Linked DNA regions of Homo sapiens: region 2 is linked to region 1. Evidence: read pairs that join two places in POLR2A ChIA-PET (ENCODE). Cell type or tissue: Panc1. All regions are shown on one strand. Region 1 overlaps TASOR (transcription activation suppressor). Region 2 has its middle 39 kb from the start of ARHGEF3.

Region 1 (2,500 bases):
TTTGGTCTTCCCAGTAGTGTGACATCCAAAATAACTGCCATTGTAATTGAGTAATAATATTGGCAAACACTTGTATAGTGCCTAATAAGTTGTGGGCATTGTTCTAAGCAATTTACATACATTGACTAAATCTCAACAATGTTTTGTGGTAGGTACTATTCCCATTTTACAGATGAGGAGACTAAAGTACTGAGAAGTTAGGTAACTTGCTTCAGGTCACACAGCTAAGTTGTGGAGATGGAATTTGAAGGTAGTTGTAGAGTACTTTTACTACTATAAAAAAGAAAAATCTTGCTACCCAGTTTGAATAATCTAAGGGTTTAAGTTAGCTGCTTTTGACCTGACCTGTTAGTAACAAAAACTGTTCCCCCCCTTCATTAAATATAGAAATATTTAGTATGTTTTCATCCTTGGGGAATTTTGACATTCAGAAATTATGTTTACTATCAACATTTGGTTGGTACTGACATACTAAGTGCGTCTTTGACTGGAAAGGTATACATTTTACTGTTTTTGATGTATGTTATTTATTGGCTGAGGCATGATTCTTACATTTAACCAAATTATAGAATTTAACCAAATTGTAGAATTGCATTTTGTTGGTAGATGTTTCACTATTGCCTTCTTTAAATCTAGTGAGTCATAAAAAGTAAATTAAAATTGGTAATTGCATTTGATGTAATTTTTCCCTCCAAAGTTCTTGGGAAATGGAGTAGCGATGATTCACTTTCTGGAAAACGTTTATTGGTTAATGTTTTTGTAGGGTCCAAGGGAGTCTCAAAAATTAATTGCGCTCATGCACTAAATTTCCATACTGGTTTAGTCCAGAAGTAATGGCTAATTCTCCTAACCTCCATCTTCCCCCACAAAATTTTCACTTGCCTTTTTGAAGTCATTGGAGCCAAGTCTCATTCTTAAGGAAATTTCCATGGTATTTCATTAGTTGTATATGGATGAGTGGGTTCTGAGAACAATAGCTCTCTCCATACATAATAGCAAAGTAATCAAGGTAAAATTTACTTTGAGCTATCCTCAGTCCAAAAAACTTTGTTTCGTATTTGTACTCTTGATTCCTGCCAGCATATTCATTTCTAATTGTACACTATGTTCAACCTTGTTGATGTAGAGATGAAGTACCCACTCCTAAAGTATTGTCTGTGGTAATTTTTTTTAGAATGAAGAAAAGTGATTTTAAAAAAAGATCTTACTGTGAAGAACAAATGGATGGAGAGTGGTTGTATTATAATCATTAATAGGCGTCAGCTGTGAATTCAGAAAATTTCAGATCCTCAGCCTCTTCTTGCTAATTATTTCGTCATCTTCTATGTATTAGTTACTTTAAATCAGACAATTGTTTATTTGTACTTCGTATGACCCATTTGTATGTCTTTTTTTTTTTTTTTTTTGGAGTCAGAGCCTCTGTTGCCCAGGCTGGGATGCAGTGTTGCGATCCCGGCTGACTGCAGCCTCTGCATCCTAGGTTCAAAGGATTCTCCTTCCTTAGCCTCCCCCAGTAGTTCGGATTACAGGCATGTGCCACCACGCCCAGCTAATTTTTGTATTCTCCTTAGAGGTGGGATTTTGCCATGTTGGCCAGGCTGGTCTGGAACTCCTGACCTGAAGTGATCCGCCCTCCTTGGCCTCCCAAAGTGCTGGGATTACAGGCATGAGCCGCCACGCCCAGCCCCATTTGTATGTTTTGATAGGAATGATATGTCTTTTAAGTTTAGCTTTTTTAAATTTATGTATATATGATAATATTTTTTGTGATACATGTATACATAATACAAAAAGATCTGCCTTAACACCAAACAAATTGGTAAAACTAATTGATGAAGATGTTCTTTTGATTAAGGAACAAAGCTGTTTGATGACCTAAATTATATATCAATGCCCACTGCCTTTATAAATACAACCTTCAAATCTTGAGTGTGGGCTGGGCATGGTGGATCATGTCTGTAATCCCAGCACTTTGAGAGGCCGAGGTGGGCGAATCACGAGGTCAGGAGTTTGAGACCAGCCTGGCCAACGTGGTGAAACCCTGACTCTATTAAAAATACAAAAAATTAGCTGGGCCTGGTGGTGGGTGCCTGAAATCCCAGCTGCTCGGGAGGCTGAGGCAGGAGAATAGCTTGAACCCAGGAGGTGGAAGTTGCAGTGAGCCAAGATCGCGCCACTGCACTCCAGCCCGGGCAACAGTGCAGAACTCCATCTCAAAAAAAAAAAAAAAAAAAAAATCATAAGTGTGTTTTGTATGATACTAGTAATAAAAAATATTTGATGATAGTATGGCTAAGAGTCAGGAAATTTGAATTCCAGTTGAAATTCTATGATACTATCAGTTTCCTCGTTTGAATTATAAATCTCTAAGTGCCCTTGTAAATCTGCTCTTCAGTCTCGTAAAATACATCTATAATTTGTAAGTAGGGAAACCTTGTGTGATCAGTAATCAACTTAGCTGTTCTTCTGACAGGCATTTAATGGAAATCGATCAAATAAG
Region 2 (2,500 bases), 160 kb before region 1:
TCAATCTGATGGCTGAAAAAGGTAAAGCATGGAATCACAGTGATTACATAGCTACTCTGAAATGCATAGAATCACACCCAAGAATTTTTCTAATTAAATGCTCTTTGTGGGGGTGAGGTCTCTGAGTATGAAACTATGTAACTAAAGACTTAGAAACATCAGACTGTGGGTGCTTATGTTTAAACTTAAATTTTTAAAATTTCTGGTTAACTGTGTGCATAGAAAAGTGAAGTTTATTCAGCTACTCAGCTTGTAAGTGACTGCCGTGATGGAGAAAGTGGGAGTGTGAGCTGTGCAGAGCTGATGGCAACTAACTGGGTAAGTTATGTCTAAATGGAGGACATGGAAGATCTCATGTAAGACTAACAACCAGGAGCATGCTATAGCTGAAAGGGGGATTTGGTTGAGGAAGCCCACCCAATAAGAAGCCAGCAAGTTCTTCTCACCACCTCTTTGAAATTTCTGCCTGACTAGCTGGTGGTTGACTCAAGCTTTTCCTGCCATTGCTACTTTAGGGAAAGATCCCAGCCAAGGTTAATTTTTCATCTCACTCTTGCATTGAGATGTCACAGTGGGCAAATCTAGGGGTCTCAATAATTCGTCATTCCGTTTTGACCTGAACTTGATCAGTATAGATGAGGAGCCAGGAGTATTTATCTACTGGGGGCAAAGAGAAGGGGTTTTCCGTGTTTTTGCATCCCAAAATGCTAATTTAAATATTCTTAGGATCAGGTGACATATTCTGGTGCAAACAGCTTTCTTTGGTACTGCTTAACTGTGTGTATGTTAATAACTTTGCTGTTTTAATCTTACAGTTTTTAAAAAAACCTTTTCTATCTCAGTAAATCTTTCTAACCATGAAATTTAATAAAGCAGCATTCTAGAAATTCTTACCAAAGAAAATGAAAAATGTTAGTCTTCATCTCATGAAGGAAATGAAATTGTTTTTTTAATTTTTGAACAAATAGTATTAATGTTATAATATGTTAGCAGGTGAATTTCCAAATGCACTCCTGGTTGCTCTTTCAGCCATTCAGGAATAAGATTTGTCTTCTCAGTTTTAAAATTAGGTTCAGAGAAGAGGTCCCCAGAAACATGAGTCAGGGCAGAGATGAGCTTCCATCTTGGTGTCTCAAACAAGGTTTTGTTGATTGTTTATGGTGCTTACTCACGGCACTGCGCTGAGTCCCTCAGCAAACACCCACTTCTGTGAGAGACGGTCTGTAAACAATGAACTGTGGCTCAGGGAATGCATGTTGTAATAGAGATATTTTAAAAAGCAGACATTTTATGGGAGCATACTTGGAGCCTCAACCTTCTTACCTGTAGAGTGTGGAAACTGGACACATCTCTGTTCCCTTTCCAGCTTTGAAACTCTGGGATCCTGCAGAAATGCAGACCACTTCTTGTCCTAGAACATTTGTTTTGCAGGATCATTGAATAGTAAATACACCATTGGATGCTGTAAATATTTATGGTCCCCTAAATGGGGGTGTTTTTTCCTGTTGTTGACTGTTGTTGGCTGGCTCTCCTAGGCACTGCATGCCTTTTTCACTGAGTCTAGCAGAGAAAGCTTGTACCTCTCATTTGAAGAATGTCTGGGATGGTCTTAAAAAGCAAGTTATTTGTCTCAAAGTGCTAAAAATATCCACCTAAGAAGAAGGTGGGCTGCCAGAGCTCCGTCTGATCCTCCATTTCCTCTTAGTAACTTGAAGGAAAATGCAGAGGATGACACACGGCCAAGATGAGATAATGCCTGGGATCTGGGGGTTGAAGTCATTCCCAGGAGGATTCCTGTCAGATGAAACGTGTCCGGGCTCGAGAGCACCAGGAGCCTTCGGGATTGTACCACTTTCTTTCCCAGATTTTGCAGACCTAGGGACCAGACCCTCCCTTCCTCAGGTGGGTAAAAGGTGGTAATGTGATCCTGTGTTGTGAGCTGTCAGGTTCTAAAGGAGGGTAGCTTTCTAGGGTCAAAGCATCCTTGCAATGATGATTTGATGCAACCAGACCAAATCAGTGAAAGCTCAGCTGCCAGACCCCTTGAGATTTGGGGATAGGGCGCAGAGTGTAGACAATTTGATTAGACAACCAAGACCTCATTCTTCTTTGTTTCGTTGTTTTATATTTTTAATAAGCTTTCATTTTGGAATAATTTTAGATTTACAGAAAAGTTGCAAAGATAACACAGAGAGTTCTTATGTACCTTTCCCAGCTTCCCCTGATGTTAACATCTTACATAACACAGTGTATCTGTCAAAATCAGGAAAGTAACATTGGTTTAGTACTGCTAAGGAAATGACAGACTTTATTTGGACTTCACCACACAGTCTTCTTTAAAAACCAAAATGTTGTTCTGTGAGTTACCTGGAGTGTAAAATAAAATAAAATGAAAATAAAAAAATTCAAAAAAACCCAAAACGTTAAAAAAACTAATGTCACACACACATCACAAATACTCATATACTAATACACAAGAATATATATATATAATCCAGCC

Evidence for each region. ChIA-PET counts read pairs that join two places held together with the same protein. Peaks named below come from ENCODE experiments on the same cell type or tissue, not always from the same donor. Only the 100,000 strongest peaks of a DNase experiment are listed, where the experiment ranks them.
Region 2: POLR2A ChIA-PET joins it to region 1 with 12 read pairs; 2 of 35 experiments call an interaction of 5 or more read pairs at or near these places.

What each region holds. Positions count from the first base shown.
Region 1 is chr3:56,677,915-56,680,414 of GRCh38, reverse strand. All of the region lies in intron 1 of TASOR (transcription activation suppressor), which reads left to right. Among named protein-coding and RNA genes, the nearest start is that of TASOR, 4.1 kb to the left of the region's middle. In Panc1, no CTCF peak of the experiment used is centred here; no DNase peak of the experiment used is centred here.
Region 2 is chr3:56,839,246-56,841,745 of GRCh38, reverse strand. It overlaps a transcript of ARHGEF3 not described here. Among named protein-coding and RNA genes, the nearest start is that of ARHGEF3, 39 kb to the right of the region's middle. RefSeq lists a silencer at 1,631-1,925. In Panc1, no CTCF peak of the experiment used is centred here; DNase peaks (open chromatin) are centred at 1,185 and 1,752.